3 separate regions of the Mus musculus genome follow, and regions 2 and 3 are each linked to region 1. A link is a loop called in an ENCODE intact Hi-C map of the cell type or tissue named here. Cell type or tissue: heart. All regions are shown on one strand. Links, peaks and the distances in the headings refer to the core of each region. The heading gives the core; the rest is flanking DNA.

Evidence for each region. Hi-C counts contacts between places; a loop is a spot of excess contacts. Peaks named below come from ENCODE experiments on the same cell type or tissue, not always from the same donor. Only the 100,000 strongest peaks of a DNase experiment are listed, where the experiment ranks them.
Region 2: a loop joins it to region 1, with 2.0 times the contacts of the local background. A loop is called at or near these places in 9 of 42 quality-filtered maps.
Region 3: a loop joins it to region 1, with 4 times the contacts of the local background. A loop is called at or near these places in 7 of 42 quality-filtered maps.

Annotation. Positions count from the first base shown.
Region 1 is chr2:150,901,997-150,907,622 of GRCm38, reverse strand. Abhd12 (abhydrolase domain containing 12) reads left to right here and starts at 2,892. Exons shown (of 13, transcript NM_024465.3): 1 at 2,892-3,266. The coding sequence starts at 3,076. In heart, for the core only: a CTCF peak has its summit at 2,572; a DNase peak (open chromatin) is centred at 2,872; H3K4me3 peaks cover 1,906 bases; H3K27ac peaks cover 1,601 bases.
Region 2 is chr2:150,848,905-150,854,530 of GRCm38, reverse strand. All of the region lies in intron 2 of Abhd12 (abhydrolase domain containing 12), which reads left to right. Among named protein-coding and RNA genes, the nearest start is that of Gm23598, 32 kb to the left of the region's middle. In heart, for the core only: a CTCF peak has its summit at 3,235 (motif pointing left); no DNase peak of the experiment used is centred there.
Region 3 is chr2:150,745,990-150,751,615 of GRCm38, reverse strand. It overlaps Entpd6 (ectonucleoside triphosphate diphosphohydrolase 6), which reads right to left and starts at 2,535. Exons shown (of 14, transcript NM_172117.5): 1 at 2,383-2,535. In heart, for the core only: CTCF peaks have their summits at 1,261 and 2,664 (motif pointing right); a DNase peak (open chromatin) is centred at 2,585; H3K4me3 peaks cover 1,457 bases; H3K27ac peaks cover 1,214 bases.

The DNA.
Region 1 (5,626 bases), core at 437-5,436:
AAGGGAGGCTGCTTGGAGTGTGGCGTGATCTGTTAAGGCTGCAAACAGGACAATGCCCCCACTTTAAAAAGAAACCACTTGTTGAGGTGTTTGTTGTGCCTCATGTCTGTAATGCTATCACTCCAGGTGCTGAAGCAAGAGTATTCCAGAGAGTTCCAGGCCAACCTGGGCTAGAGTATGAGACCCTGTCTCAGAAAGCAACAGATAGGTAAGTAGGTAGATAGCTAAATAAATAGGGATTTTCTTTTTATGTCAATTAGGGATACTTAGGTACTATAGTGTCTATTAAACTCTCAAAATACTGCTATAGGATTATGATTCACAAACCAGTAGTTTCATCCATGTCTAGTTTCAATTTCAGCTAGGAGGTGAGTCTTTTATTGACCTTTAGACTTCTTTACTTTTAAAATGGGAACAGTAGAATACCCATGCGCAGCCTTGATGATTCTATCTTTCCTTCAGCAAATATTTATGAAGTGTGTACTATGAGCCAAGCATTGGTCCGGATACTGAAGATAATGCAGTAAACAAGGTCCTTTCTTGGAGTCTATCTTGCAGTGTGGAAAACATCAATACAGATAAAGATGTATCAATGTCAAGTATTTTGGTGCTACGCACTAGCCAGGATAAACCCAGAAAGGTGAACGCAGCAAAAATGAGAAGGTCTGAGAGTTCTGAGTAAGTGTTCGGCAAACATAACTCTCATAGGGCAGGGGTGTAACTCTGTAGATAGTAGGCTTTAGGAAGGCAGGGTTTTTCAACAAGAATCAAAGTGTAAAGGTCTTGGGGAGGGGCTGTGTAGCTTTGTGAAGGACCATGAGAGAGGCAGTGATCCTGGGAGAAGTTTGATCCTGAGAAGTGGGGCTGGAGCTCTGTCAGGTAGGCTATTGTAGAGCCTTTTGGATACAAGCTTCCAGTTTTGAGAGAGGTGGGAACCAACCAAAGGGTTTTTAGTGACAGATTCAGTTCTGTGGCAGATGTTAGACAGAAGGAAGCAAAACAAAAGTGAAGGCAAGAGGCCTCTTAGACCTTTAAGGAAATCCAAGTGAGGAATGATGGCTGTTTGTTTGGTCCAAGGTGGGGATTGGTGGAGGAGATAGGAACTGGTTAGAGGCTGGATTTTTGATACAGGGCTGATGTAAAACTTGATGACGGGTGTGGTGTCATAAAAAAAGAAAAAAAAAAGGAAAAATCAAGGATGAAACCAGAGTCTTGACTCCAAGAAAGCCAAGGATGGAGTTCCCATTCATTTCTTGGGAGGGAAAGGGGATGAGCTAGGAGGGTTGAGTGCCTATTAGACGTCAACAAGAAGTAGAACATTTGATAAAGAGCCTTAGATCTAGAAAGGGTATGACCCAGAGATACAATGGGAGCGTACCCAGTGTGGAAGCATATTTAAACATTAGGAGACCAAGAGATAAGGATCATATTGACAAAATCTAGCTCTACACCCTCTCTGTCTCCTCCCTCCAGTTCTTCCCCTCCTCCTCTTCTTCCTCCTCCCCCCCCCCTCCTCTGTATAATGGAACCCCAATCCTCAGGTATACTGAGGAAATGCTATCACTGAGCTATATTCAGCTCTTTTTATTTGTGTTATTTTGAGACAGAAGCCGCTAAATTGCCTGGGTTGGCCTCCAATCTGCAACCCTCCTGATGTCAGCTTCTGTAATAACTTCAGGCATGTCCTACCAGGGCTATTTGTTCTTTTGTTTTTCTATAAAGATTTTATGACTGATAGGTCAAAACTATCTTTAAGCATTTAATTTCCTTTTTGAATATTCAAATCTATAGTACTATTTTGTTGATGTTTTAAAGACTGTAGATATTCATACAGTATGAACATAGGTTATAATATAGCAAAAATGGTAAAGAAATTCTTGAATTGCAAGTTGTAACTATCATTACAAAGGCAACAACATAATCCATTACATTTCTAAGTTCCTATTAAATCTTTATCAGTTGCCAATATTTTTCAAACTGATTACATGCATGTTGAAATTACAAAAGTAACTCATTAGTAAAATGCATGCTATATCAAACAAAACAAAAACTATTAAAAGCTACAACGTGTCCTTTCATTTTTTTTCAGGTGGATTGAATTATTAAATTTGGATGTCAGAGTGCAAATTCCTCTTTGAAACGGATTTCCTTGCCTTCTTACCAGTCCTAATCGTTCTTATGAAGATCCAAACTTTAATAGAAGACTTCAAAGCATACGCAGGCAGTTCATTTTCTTACATTCAGCGAAAGAAAAAGTGAATATATGGGAGGCAGAGGCAGGCGGATTTCTCAGTTCGAGGCCAGCCTGGTCTACAAAGTAAGTTCCAGGACAGCCAGGGCTACACAGAGAAACCCTGACTCGAAAAGACAAAAAAAAAAAAAAAAAAGTAAATATAAACTTGTTTAAACAATACATTAGCTACTGGAGTCTCTCTCTCTCTGTAAAGCTTTTTTGTTGAGTATATCAAATCTAGAGAACATCTGGGGCTCTAGCTTTTTAGGGGCGCCAAATGCCCTAAAGAGGGAGTAGAGAGAGCCTATTTTGCCCAGCAAACGGAGCTAGTGCCCTCAAGGACTCCCTAGCACCCTCCCCATTCGGACCACTTAGATCTTAGATAGGGCCTGCCTCAGTTCGTAGGCAGAGGGCACCTGAGTTGCACCTAAAGCAACCCAGCAGGAGAATCCAAACTGGCCCTAATCCGTTTCGTAAACGCACTAAGACCCTTCAGACTAGCCCTGCCCTGAAAATGACCCGCAGTTTCAGCTTATTCCGCCCTTCTCCAAGATGGCTGTGGCTGGCGCTGGGGATGCTGGGCGCGCTGCTTGTGAAGCGGAGCTGCCGGGGGCGTGTCTGGGGCGGGGCTTCCTGGACTCGTGCGCTGATTGGCCGCGGTGGCCGACCGGCCTCCGGCGCTGGTCCATAGCGGGCGCCGCGGCCTGGGGCTGGGATGTGACCCGCAGTGGGCTCCCGGCTCCGGGTGGTGACGGCTGTGAGCGGCGGCGACTGCAGCGAGGTCGGCGCAGGCGGGCGGGCGAAACCAGGGCGCCGAGAGCTGCTGCCGACAGGGCCGCGGGATGAGGAAGCGGACCGAGCCCGTCACCTTGGAGCATGAGCGCTGCGCCGCCTCAGGCTCGTCCTCCTCCGGCTCGGCCGCCGCGGCGCTGGACGCCGACTGCAGCTTGAAGCAGAACCTGCGTCTGGCGGGCAAGGGGACGGCAGAGCCGCACAGCGCATCCGACGCGGGCATGAAGCGGGCGCTGGGCAGGTGAGATGCGGTGCAGACACGCGCGGGCCCCTCACCTGGAGGGCAGGTAGTCCCAGGCTCCCACCTTCAGAGATCTGCTGCGGGAGCATCACACGGTTCCATCCTCCCGGCGTCCTCTTCGACCCTTCTAAAGACTACCTCCCCTCGTCTGGCCCGCAGGGACCGTCCAACCCCATTCTTTCCTCCAAACATCTGCCTCTGGAGCTCTCCTTCAACCCCCATCTCACCCTCCCACCCCCTCCACGAGCTGCTCACTAACCCACCCAGCACCCTGGCTGGCATCCTTATCAGGTTAGCCTGCAGAGATACTTAGTGGTTGAGTCCATAGTAATCAGGGGCCCAGTATTCCTGACTGGCTCTGGAAAGAGTCTCCCGAGGAGTTTGAAAGGCTGCCCTTAAGAAGAGGACCACGCAGGGTGAACGGCAAGACCAAAGACCCTGCAAGTGCTCTTAGCCAGTTCACCTGCTTTGCCTTGACCGTATATGGAGCTCAGTAGCAACTCTCCTGTCTGGTCCTTCCCTTCGCTAGCTAATCGCAGGTCAGAGCTGCATTCACCGACCCCCTTTCAAGGGTTAAGCCGTTTTCAGAATCCAAAGGAAAGGATGGATGGATGCATCCATTCTCAGCTGTTGGAGAGAACTGGTGGTTGTCTATGCAGGTAGTTAGTTACAAAGCACTTGAAATCTGCACAGGAATTGGTCATTGAAAATTACTCTGTAAGGTCCTGGAATCTTCTGGGATTGGTCGGTGAGTTAGACTTGCATCCTTCTTTTAGGATGGAGAAGAGGCAGTTATGTAAAGCTGATCTCAAAATTGAGTAGCCTGTTTTATATAGGAATAGGTTTCTTTCCCTCTATCTGGTTTCTTAATTTGATAGTTTGTAGACTATTATCTCTGTTGGCAGTTTTGAAGCCTTGATAGTGTATGACCAGAAATATTAGTTTGCAATGTTCCTAAGTCAGGAGTTGTAGCAGTCATTTCTTTTTGCATCAATTGATCGTTTGTTGTATATGTTAAACATTTACCCAAGAAAGAAAATCAGAGCTTGAAGCTCTGTGCTTAAAAGATCATGAACTTCAACTACCGAGATCTTTAAGTCAGTGATTCTCCATCTTGCAGAAAGACCAGAACTGGCTGTTTGTAGGTAAAATTTACTACCAGAGCGTGGGTGAGATTGCTGATCTGGGGAAGGCTCCTGCCATCAGGCCTAATGACCTGAGATCTATCCTTCTTGTGACTTAATGGTGAAAGGAGAGAACTGTCTCCCATAAGTTGGCTTTTGACCTCCATGCAGACCACCTCACATACATGCACACAAAATAAATGGATAGCATGTAATTAAAAATGAACTAGCAGGTGATCAATCTTTTGAAAGACTTATGTACTCTTTACTTTGTCTTAAGAAAAGTTTACCTTCTTTAAAATCCCTTGATAATTCGATTGCACTTTTATTCATATGCTTTGCATATAGCTTAGATAACTTAGAAATTCTTTCGTTGAAAAAAAATCAAATTGCTATGTACAGCCATGTTTGGGAGGCCAGCAGGAATACTGCTCTGACACCTTCCTTGCATTAAAAGGACCTGATTGATATTGTAGTACAAAGAGAATCATTCAGATGGTGCCCACATCCTCTGAATGAACAGAGGCTTTGGGGGAATAAAGCATAATGAAGGAAGGCCAGATCGGACCGGACCATTACTCCATAGTTGTTTTCCCCTGTTGCCTTGGCCAGGCTTTCTGGCGCTTCACTCAGGCCAGCCCAGCGCAGCCCTGTTTACCGTCTTACTTACCTGACTTTGTAACGCATGAATACTTGTTGAGTTGTTTTACCTGTCTCCTCCCCAACAAGAATGGAAATGCAATGAGAGTAGGTTGCTCTCTCCACCTCTGCATTCCCAGGGCATGCCAAGAGATAGCAAACAAACAAACAAGCAAACAAATAAAATTTAAAAAGCCCGTTGAGTAAGTGAGTATCTACGGAATAAATTCCTAGAAGTGGAGTTGCTGGCCGGAGGGTGTGTTGATAACTAGCAGGTAAAGCCAAAGTCCGCACTGAAGAATTAGTACTGATCGTGACCTCTGTCAGTGTAGGTTGCCTGCTCCTAAGACATTTGGACCTTGCTTATTTCTTTTAACTCTTCTTTTTGGATACTTGTAGCGACATGCAAGTGGATAAAATCTTCTGATGGCCCTCTATCTGTCACACACTTTTAAGCTGTCACTGTTTAGCATCTAGAATCATTCCTCTTCTCGCCATTTTTTCCCCTCAGGGTGGGAACTAGACTATTTTTGAGCAGATTTTATTTATAAGTACTTTAGAATTACTTGAATGAAAAGAAGTGATTTGAAACAATGT
Region 2 (5,626 bases), core at 204-5,203, 53 kb after region 1:
TTAGTGCTGTTTGAGCGATGCCTGGCATCTGAAGGGGTAGAGTGTGCCTCCACCTGTCCCTTTGCTGTCCTATCTCAAGGGTTAGGAACATGTCTCCTAGCAAAAGGAAAGTCTTGGTTCAGTGGCAGAGACAGGAGAGAAACTCAAACTTTCTTGGAAAATGGTTTAGCTCTATTAAACACTAGCCTCCTTCATTCTTCCCTGAGCAGTCCTTGTTAAACCCCTCATAATGTTCATTCTTACCTCTTTATCTCCCATAGAAGCCTCTGGTTGACCTTATAAAATAATTGGAATTGATAAAACCCAGATAACCTGCCGAGCCCTGTTTGTCGGTACCACCCCTGGGACAAGGCAGTTAGTTCTATTACTCACATAGATGGAATGAGATGTAGCCAGATAGCAGTCACAAGTGCCCATCCCAGCCTAGTAGCTCCATCCAGCCTTTCACCCTTGCAGATACTTTTCCAGATCAGCTTTCATAAAAATGTGGTAAATCAAGTTGTTTTCTATTCATTTGCATATTTATTTACTTTCTCTTTACTGAATGCCTATATGTGGACGATCTGTCTCAAGTCATGCCCCTTGGTGTTTTTGATTGCTGATACATGACAGCATAGCGTAGTTAGAGTAAATGAAAGTCTGGAGAAGCCAGAGACCTGCAGGTATGGTTTCTGACCTGTGTAGCCAAGTCCTGTTTATAAGGAACCTGTGAGAGGTCGTGATAAGAGCTGGACCACATCTATGGAACATGGAGTAATGAACGCTCTATGTGGGGGCCATTTCTGTTGTGATGCCCATGAGCCACATACTCTGCTCCTATTTTAGCTATTGTATAAGTCAGTGCCTCCACTGCCTTATCTGGCATCAATGGGAGGGGAGTCTCTTGGTCCTGTGGAGGCTCGATACCCCAGTGTAGGGGAATGCTAGGGCAGTAAGGCAGGAGTGAATGGGTGGGTGGGGGAACACCCTTATAGAAGCAGGGGTGGGGGTGTGGGATAGGGGTTTTTGGAGGGGAAACCAGGAAAGGGGATATAATTTGAAATGTAAATAAATAAAATAACCAATAAAAAAATCAGGCAGCATCCCATAATAATGGGGACCACAAAGGGTTGATGGCTAAGAGAGATGTAATAACCACGTAGGAGAGGGAGTCAGTCTGATGAGGAAGAGTGAGCTACTGTACTTAAGAAGCTACCTCTCCCTGATGCACTCCTTATCCCAATGTCCTGCCATGTGGGATTTCTGATCACTTAGACCCACATTGGCCAGGTGGTTCCTGTAGCTGTAGTTCTCTGGGGCAGTGTAATCCTGGGGACTAAACATGCCCTCAGTCAAGGTCTGCATAAGTAAGAACACGAAGGCAGGAATACAGGTGAACTGGCAGACCAGCTTCCTGGGATGATCTGGTCGTATAGAACAAAACTTCCCAGTTCCTGAATTTCCTTGGCTTGGAACTTTCTAGATTAGCTGTTAATCCTCAGAGAACCACTTGGCCAGGAGTTCATCCAGAATGCAAGAATCCCAAAGGTGCTTCATGATTCGATATTGGCTTCCTTCTCTGTACAGAGCATCGAGGATGTTAGGATGCTGAGCTGGGCAAAACAACTTTTCCAAACCTTTTCCCCCTGAGGAGGGTGGCTGTGATTCCACCTTCAGAGGCAGGATTGATAATGGGGGTTTCACGTTCCCAGTGGACACCTGACTTGGATTTTTATAATATGTGAGTTTATTTTAAGTGTTTAGAAAGAAAGTCATTGTATTAATTACTTTTCTGTTGCTATGATAAAATGTTGTGACCAAAATTAATTTATGGAAGAAAAAGTTTATTTTAGCATATGGTTCCAGAGGGGTAAGAGTCCATCGTATTGGAGATACATAGAAGCAAGCGGCAGGCATGGCAGCAAAAGCAGGTATCTGAGAGATCACATCTCCAACTGTAAGCACAAAGGAGAAAGAACTGGAAGTATGCTGACACCCAATGATCTAATTTCTCCAGCAAGGCTGTACCACCCCACCCTACCCCACCCTGCCACACCTGTGCTCCAACACCACCACAAACTGGGAACCAAGTCTTCAGATACCTACATGAGCCTACAGTGGACATTTCTCTTTCAAGTCACCATAGTCATATAGAAAAAAGGTTAGTACACAATAATACAACACATGGGTCTAGGTTTCTCAAGAGATGCTAAGGTCAGCAGGTCAGTAAGGTGGCTCAGCAGGTAAAACCACACAAGTCTCATGACCTAAGTTTAATCCCCAGAACCATAGTAGAATGAGAGAACTGACTCCCAAAAGTTATCCTCAGACGTCCACATACATTCCACAAGACGTGCATGAATGCCGTACTCATACACATATAGGGCAATAGTGAAGGATGCTTAAGCGTGTTTACAGTGACTATGTATAATCCTGTGGTAACTTACAACAAGGTTTAAAAAGTAAACAAACTTAAAAGCAAAAAAAAAGCCTAGGTAAAAATCTATGAGCTGGTTTACTTATTCTTTAAAGAATTTACCCTTGTGAATAAAATTGTAAAGTGGCTTTATAAGTGCATTGTTTATTTAGGAATGAGATAGGAGTACTGATATATTTACAGATATCCATGTCCTAAGTAAGCACAGCTCAGTTGCTGTTTTTAACATGCCTGTCTGAGATGGCGCCGGGTAATTCAGGAAGACACAAATCTCTGTAGGCAGTTGTGGCTCTATCAGTTATGTTAAAGTTTACAACATGCACACACACACACACACACACACACACACCAGTTAGCAACAAAGGCAAACTGGATGCCAGTCAAAGGCTTCTCTGCTGCTCTTCCTCCTCAAGTTCTCTCTCTCTCTCTCTCTCTCTCTCTCTCTCTCTCTCTCTCTCTCTCTCACTCTCTCTCTCTCTCTCTCCTTACAACCTATTTTATCCTCGAATGAGGATACAGCTCTCAAGTTTCGAAGTGTGTGGGAAAGTCGTAGAGGGAAGCATGGGCTTGGCATTGACAGCACAGGAAGTAGACTTCTTTCTGGTCAGAGCCTTCATGTCCCATAGTTACCTTAGCTCTCTGATGGGTGGCTGCAACAGGAACAGACCTGGCGTTTCTGTCTTCCTTTCTGTGCTGCCACCGCCCTCAGGTCAGTTCTGTTCAGCCCTCGTGCAGACCTTCTGATCCTCTGTGGAGCTGGTCTCCTGACCCTGCGGATCTTCCAGCAGCTCTAGTACCTAGCATCTACAGCTTGTGCTCCACCTTCAGGCCAGCCAGTAAAGGCCGGCTTCTCCCGTTGTTCAGGGAGTAGCCAGTGCTAGCTCTTGTAAGCTGGAACCCTATTGTTTTCCAGAGCCTTGCTTATATTCTTTGCTTGGTCTCATTTTTATATGCCAGAGGACTCCCAAGTCTCCAGTAACACTAATGTCAGGATAAAATCTGAATGCTTTAGTATGATTGTGTCCATTTCTCTGACAGGTCTACAGGTTGAATGACTTAAAAATGCTCTCATAGTTCTAGTGGCTGAAAGTGTAAGATCTAAGTGTTGGTAGCCTCTGAGGCACCTGGGTAGAGTTCATCCTTTCTTCCTCTTCTCTCATTCCTCCCTTCCTTTTGTACTCCGGATGGAACTCCAGGTCCTTGTGCATAGTGGGCAAGCCCTCCATCATTTCCTGCCTGTTTCATCAGCTGGCAGTGACCCACAGTCTTTGATATGTTTTGACTTGTAGAATCCTCACTCCATCTACTCCAGTCTTCGTGTGGTCTCCCTATTTGGAAGTATGCTAATCATGGTGGGTAGAGGCTACTCTGGTGACCTCATTTAAGATTTGTTACTCTGAAGAGACCTGCTTTTTAAGTGAGGTCAATGGTCTTGAGTTCTAGGATTTTGGGGAGGACATAATTCAGCATGTAACAGAAACTTAAGAGGAGCTTTAAAACTTCAGCTTGCAACTAGAGACAAAAGCTCTGGAGGGTGGGGTACTGGTTATTGTTGTTCCTCCTATAGGGTTGCAGACCCCTTTAGCTCCTTGGGTACTTTCTCTAGCTCCTTCATTGGGGGCCCTGTGATCCATCTAATAGATGACTGTGAGCATCCACTTCTGTATTTGCCAGGCACTGGTATAATCTTGCTGGCATATGCAATAGTGTCTGGGTTTGGTGGCTGTTTAGGGTATGGATCCCTGGTGGGACAGTCTCTGGGTGGTCCTTCTTTCCGTCTCAGCTCCGAACTTTGTCTATGTAACTCCTTCCATGGGTATTTTGTTCCCCATTCTAAGAAGGAATGAAGTATCCACATTTTGGTCTTCCTTGTTGAGTTTCATGTGTTTTGCAAATTGTAGCAGATGATGGCCTAGTTGGCCATCAGTGGGAGGAGAGGCCCTTGGTCTTGTGAAGATCATATGCCCCAGTACAGGGGAACGCCAGGGCCAGGAAGCGGGAGTGGGTGGGTTGGGGAGCAGGGCAGGGGAGGCTATAGGGGACTTTCGGAGAAGAAACTAGGAAAGGGGATAGCATTTGAAATGTAAATGAAAAAATATCTAATTTTAAAAAAAGAAAATGCTCCCCTGATACAGGCAGTGTGACCTTGGCTCAATTCAGCACTGCAGTGCTTATCTGTGGCCAGGAGAGAGAGACCCATTATTGTTCTAACCTAGAAATTAAAAGAAAATAAAATAAAACAATAAAAACAAACAAACAAACAAACAAACAAACCCTTCAGCTTGCTTTTTCAAGGGACTGTGGAGTAGGAATGTGGTGACTGGAATTGCAGTCCTGGGGAGAATTCCTCTCTCATGAAGGCCTGGGGCAGATGCTCAGAGGAGTTTCTGTAAAAGGAGCGTGTGTATCCGTGTCTTCATGAGTCAGATGGCTCATTTATTCAGAAAGTGTTCATTGAGGCCAAGTGGCATTGAAGGACATGAGTTAGATCTAATACATGACGTATAAAGTTAGTTTTGAAACTCACCCTCTTCACCAACAGCAACAACAAAAAAGCTGTCCGTGGATTCCTTCTAGAGCTCATGGTCACCCAGAAGTCAGGACCATGCTGCTCTTTGTCACTCTCCCCATGGTGAGGACAAGTTAATCTGGGGATTTATGCTTTGTTGGTGTATCCATTTAAATTTTTCATTTTCCTATTAAATTTTTCTTCAACAGTTGTTTGCCATGCAGTAAAGCACAGTGTTCTATAAGGAAAGCATTAACTCTCTCTGCGCACTCACACTTGGCCTGTGTCTTTCTGTGTCCCCTCTCCCAGACACATGGTGTGGTTCCCAGTGTTGATGTGCTTTGCTTGTGTTTGCGGTGACAGTGAGGCAGGGTCCTTCTCAGTTACCCCGTCCTGCATGCTTCCCATCCTGAGGTTTCCATGATCTCCCGGTGTTTGGCATACTAACTACATACAGTTTCTCCAGTTACGGCCCTGCTGGCGATGACGGTTAACTGCAAGGCTCTGCATAGTGCCTGGAGTTCACTTGAACAAGGTTCTAGATTTCATCCATTTTGACATCTTTTCTGGGTTAAATGATGGTGCCAGAAACGTGAACCTCTGTGCCTTCTTTCCCTTCTATAACCCAGTCATCTTATCCATTATCCCTTAACCAATGCCTCTGCCAGCTCCCTGGACCCAGCCTTCAGCTGTGCCTTAGC
Region 3 (5,626 bases), core at 204-5,203, 160 kb after region 1:
GAACGGTTTTCTTGGCAGATGCCAAGGGGTAAGCCTCCCTTGCCAGGCCCCAGCTCCTGCCGTGCTCTGGATCTCACTTGGTTCCATTGCACTTAAGAGCTACCCAATGCTCTCATGAGCGGCTCTCATCCATCACCTGCTGTGGGTGGCTGGTACTTGCACCTCATACCATACCTTTGATCCTTGCCCAAGCACTCCAAGAGCACAGTGCTTCTTTTTGCCCTGAAAACTCAGCTCCTACACATCCCAGGCCCTTTGCGCACACACTATTGTCCATTCCCAGAATGTTCAGCCATCAACTGGGCCAATTTTGTCCAATTCTGACCCTATCCTAAAACCTCTGCTAAAATCCTACTACCACTGCCTTCCCCAGCCCGAACATCTTCATCATGTGCTCTGAGCGCCCTACACCAACCTGGAAATACAAGACTCTACCTTTATACAACCTGACAACACTTATCAATTTGCATTTACAATCACTGCATTTACATATCAGCAAGCTCTGGATGATATGAACAATCCAAACAGAACATCATATCCAGGGGGTACAGGACCAGAACCAGACAAACTGGTCCACAGGGTGTCCATGTTTCAGAGGCTCAACTCCAAACATCAACTTTCTTCTGTCGGGTTGAAGTGTTTGTCCACAGCTAAGGGGTAGTGCACGAAGGACTACTTTTCTCTAGCTACGTCTCACACCCAGTGGTGGTATACTGATCAGACTCCCAAAAAGCTCACCGAGAACAGCTCAACCTTAGTTTGCACTTTGCCGAACAGCGTTTGCAGAAGCAGCAGCTTGAACTACAGCCAAGTGGAGAATGAGCAGGAAGTGGACCGGAACAGGAAGCAGCACACAGAGGCAAGCAGAGGTGACTTGGGGAGGTCCACCTCCTGTCAGGTAGATGCGGGAGTCAGAGAATGTTAGAGGGCGAGCGAGGAGGGGAGGCTAGATCTCAGAAATAGGCTCCATCTGATTCAAACTGGCAGCTGCCAGATCTTTTCAGGTTTGCATTAAAAGACAGGAACCAAGCTATGTGGGAAATGACTGCTGCACATGCTACACATGTGTCCAAAAATAAAGCATATTAACAAAGCATCATGTATTTCTCCTGGTAGTTGTAGAAAGAAAAAAAAACACATATATCTATATCTATATCTATATCTATATGTATATAGATATAGATATAGATAGATGAACAGTCCGGTGAAGACTGCCTCCTCCTGATTCTTTTGCAGGGTGCTATGCCTGCATGGGCCAGTAGGTTCTTCCAGACCTAAGTACACAGAGAGAGAGCTGTGTAACTCTCAGGTTCGTTCTGTCCATGAGGCTCCAGATGGGACTCAGATACACACCATCTTAGTCTACACTTCTTCCAGGGCAGGAGAAGGGGGGCGGGCAATATTCAGACTTACCTTTATGCTTGCTGCATTATTTTCAAGGACATTGTTAAAACGCTGGTAACAGGGATGGGGAAACCTCCCCTCAACGCTAGGTATTCAGCCCCCTTCATGGCTCTGCAGCACCCCAGGAGAGATCCTGTAATCACATTCCTCTGCCTCTCCCTAGGGAAGCTCCTTCCTCACTGTCTGAGAGTTTCCTATTCTGGCTATGAGCATTCCCTACGCCCCTCACCACACAGGATCTGCAGAGACACAAAAGGACCAGGTATTTTCAGGTGACTGATTTTTTTTTGGGGGGGGGGGGATATACTCTCAGGGTGAAGGGCTGTGTCCACTGTGACCTACTCAGCAATGTTGTCTCAAAACCAATTACTTCCTGATGCTTTTAAAATAAAAATGTGTTCTCACTGACTCCCTGTCCTACATTCTGGGTGTCTACATCTGGACCTTTCTCTCTCCTTTAACCTGAAGCACCTGTGGCCACACACCAACTCAGGTGGAACCACCCTGACCCCTGGTAAGTTCTTCCATGTCACCACCGTTCCCACCTTCCACACAATCAGAACACAGGGTTTCCCCGGTTTCCTGAGCCTCCCAGTTGGGCTATCCAGTGCAGAAGGGGAGGCGCCTGGGCCTGGTTCTGCTGGGGGCGGGTCAGCACAAGCCAGCAGAATGAATGGACGCGGCAGGGCTGTGGGCTACACTCGGGCAGAGACCCCTGCTGCTTGGCCTACAGCATAGCTCACGAGTCCCACGGTGTGTTGTAGACGTGCGAGGGCTACGCAGCAGGGTCGGAAAGACAGCCAGTTGAATGGACCGAGAGCGCAAGTGACCCCGAGGCCTCCCCCCGGAGCTGTCTCCGGGCCCAGGGAGGTATCAGGCATTGGAACTGCACCACGGGGAACCCCGTCCCTCGCGCGCGTGGGGAGACCAACCGTAGTCAGTCCTCCGGGCCAAGCACATTTCGCTGGCCCCGCTTACCCTGCACGGCTCCCTCGGCCCCGCAGGAGAGGTAGTGGCGTAGCCGGAGGCAGACAGCGACCACACACCGCGCGCCCAGCTCTCCAGCGCCGGTCCGCGTCAACAGAGCCTTAACGCGTGGAAGCAAACCCCAGCAGACGCCGAGAAGCTGTCTCCGCCTACGTGCACTTTGCGTCACCGGGTGGGCAGGACGGCGTTGATGCGCGTGTGCCATGGCGTTTGCCAGCCACGCAGGCGCAATAGCCATGTGCTCTTTGGGTGTTTATTTTTCTTTCTGCCAGTAGGGGGCTCTGGAGCTCCTGCTTATCTTGGATCCTTCTAACAAGTCCTGAGGTGTGGGAGGAACAGAGCCTTGTCTTGACTAGAGTAGGAGTTACTTCAATCTCATCCATCACCTCGTCCTTCTGTAGGCTTTCCTCCTGCATCCCTCCACACCCGAGTTGCTTCTTTTACTTTCAAGGGAATTCGTGATAGGATATGCATTCACAATAGAGAATGCGGTGCTATCAAGCGTCCTTTATCCTTGGCCATATTTTCTGATGTCTTCCTAGAAGCCACAAGGTTGTCAGCTCCTAACTGCAGCGAGACTCTGGATGTATGTCCCTAATTCATTTGTCTGAATATCTCCCAAGTTGTCTTTTCCCCACCGAACCAGGACTCCGCTTCTTCCTGCCCACGTGATGGCATCTATACATTGGGGTGCAGGACACTGGTCTTGTTCCTGGAGGACATCCCTGTCTATCGGCTGGGAAAGCCTAAAAGCAAGGATTTCTAATGAAAAGATGGGGTACTCAGGGAGTGAGTGGGTGGATGCTAACCACAGAGTGCGGGGATACTGTGTGAGAGTAGGGTTGGCAATCGCTATTAGTCCCGCGAAACTATTGTAAACAGCATGTGAGCAGCTCATTGGACCTTGCCTTGTCTCACTTTAATAAAACCACCAAGATCTGATTACAACGGAAGTCTATATGGTCTCTTATTTGGCGGATCTTAAAAGCTCTCCCCTCCCCACTTCCCTGGCTGTTTTGTTGTACATAGCACTACAGCATCCCAAGGACTGACTATCTTGCTACTCACTATGGATGTGCTGTGGGAGAGAGTCTTAGTATTGGAATTGGCTATGATAAACTATATGCTCTTTGAATACAACTCCAGAGATACGACTCAATTTTCTCTTCAGTTATTGTACTAATTAACACTCTTACAAATAATGTGTGAAAGCATGGGTTCCCCACGTCTTCAACGGTGGAGTCCTTCCAAACGCTGGGTTCTTTGCTAACTTGTAGTAGAAAAACTGCACCTCACAGTTTTGACTTAATTTTCTAGTGTTTTGAAGTTTGTTCGTGGACCTGTAAGGACCCTGCTTCTGTCTTCTGCCTTCACATCTTTTACCATCTTCTCCACTTTCACAATACTTCTCTCAAATTCTCTAGAATTTTTGTCTTAGTTTTTACAAGTGGTCATACTCACTACTTGGAAAGCTATTCTCTCAGGCATTTCCTTTTGTAGATCTTTTCTCACTTTTAAAATAACATAATGCCACCTTCTCAGACTGTTTCATTTACAGTGGACCTCTCCGAGCTATTCTCTACCATTCTTTGTGTATTTCCTTCACAGTATAAGTCATGCCCAACAGTTTGTTCTCTGTTTTACTACTGAAGTGTAAGCTTCCCAAGAGCAAATGATGTCATCTGCTCTGAGCAATAGTGCTTGCCCAGCACCTGGTATTTGCATATAAGGAGCCTACAACCTGACCCTGCCTATGGTATAGACATTCTAATGGTAGTAAAGAGATCCCATTATGACTGCCATTTCTTTGCAGTTCTCTTTAGTGCTTATGACAGCCAGCACAATCTAGATGGCAAAGGAGATAAAGGCTAACTTTCCCAGAAGCAACTACAGCCAAGTTCTCTGTTGTCTTGGAACAACCTTCGGCAACATCTTGAGCAGGAGGGAGCTTGAGAAAGAGTTCTTATTGAAACAGTGTCTTCTCCAGTGCTTTAGTTCAGAACATTAAGAGTCCTCTTAATAAACGAATAAAATCCAGAGTGGTCTGCTTTTCAAATTCTGAGGTACAAGTAGATGGCAGGTACTGTTGAGACATTTTTTATCCTAGCAGCCTTTCTGGATCTTAATGGAAGAGGGGGATGGCTAGCTATGTGCTTAGGAGGCTGTGGTCCCTGGCTGCTTATCTACAGGATATAAATACATTTGATGTAGATTGTTGAGTCTTACCATGCTGTGTGTTTAGGCAGAGACAAGGTGGTAAGCAGTGGACAGTACATATGCTTCATAGCAGCTCTTAACTGAGTGTAGATAAATATCTCTGTCTGCCCTTCACAGAGTCCACAGCAGGATGAGCCCTCGTTGCCCATAGTAGTGGCTTCTCCCCAGGCTTCCTTCCCTTCTTCCTTAACCATATTTCAGGGGGAGCACGAAGTGAAATAACTTCTTTATACACTCTTTTCTCAAACAGCATGCAGGGAAACCCAAGTTAAGAAAGCATTCAAAATATTTATTGAAGGGCTAAATGGATCATCAGGATGCGCCTGAAGCTTTCCCCCTTTAGAAGGAAGATGCTGAGAAGCATCTGCTCCGAAGCTGGAGGAGATGACACAGATAGAGATGTGCGCAGAGCAAGAATGTAGGCATATGTTCTGACAGCAGCTATGTATGACTGGCCCTGCTTTGTGGACTAAGGAAGTCAATGAGTATGTGACCTATCTTAGCATCCTCAGTGACTAAGAATAGAGAGAGCCATTGTCTTGCATGCTGTCTGCTCAGCTGTGTTTGCATAGTTACATGTGCTGTAAGTCTGTTAAATGAAGCAGGAGCAGGGCCTGGTGCTGCTGGCCTGTCATTTTAGGACACAGTAGGCTGAAGCAGGTAGATAGAGACTTCAGAGCTAGCATGGACGGTTTCATGACAGCCTGTCTCTAAATAGAAATGTCAAAGAAGGGCTGAGGATGTAGCTCAGTCATAGACATTCATTTGCCTAGCATGAGGGAGACGCTGAGTATAATCCTTAGCACTTTGAAAGATCAAGACAAACACACAGAAGAATCAGGGTAACATGGTTCTGCAAGGTCCTGGGTTTCAGACGCTCTCATCCTCCTGATTCACCCCCACTACATCTAGAACATCTAAGGTTTTTAATCAGTCGGAGAAATACCCAGTGAATGGAAGCTCTGGATAATGATCCTGGGAGGAGCCTTCGGCCCGTGTACATCCTGGCTTCCTCCCA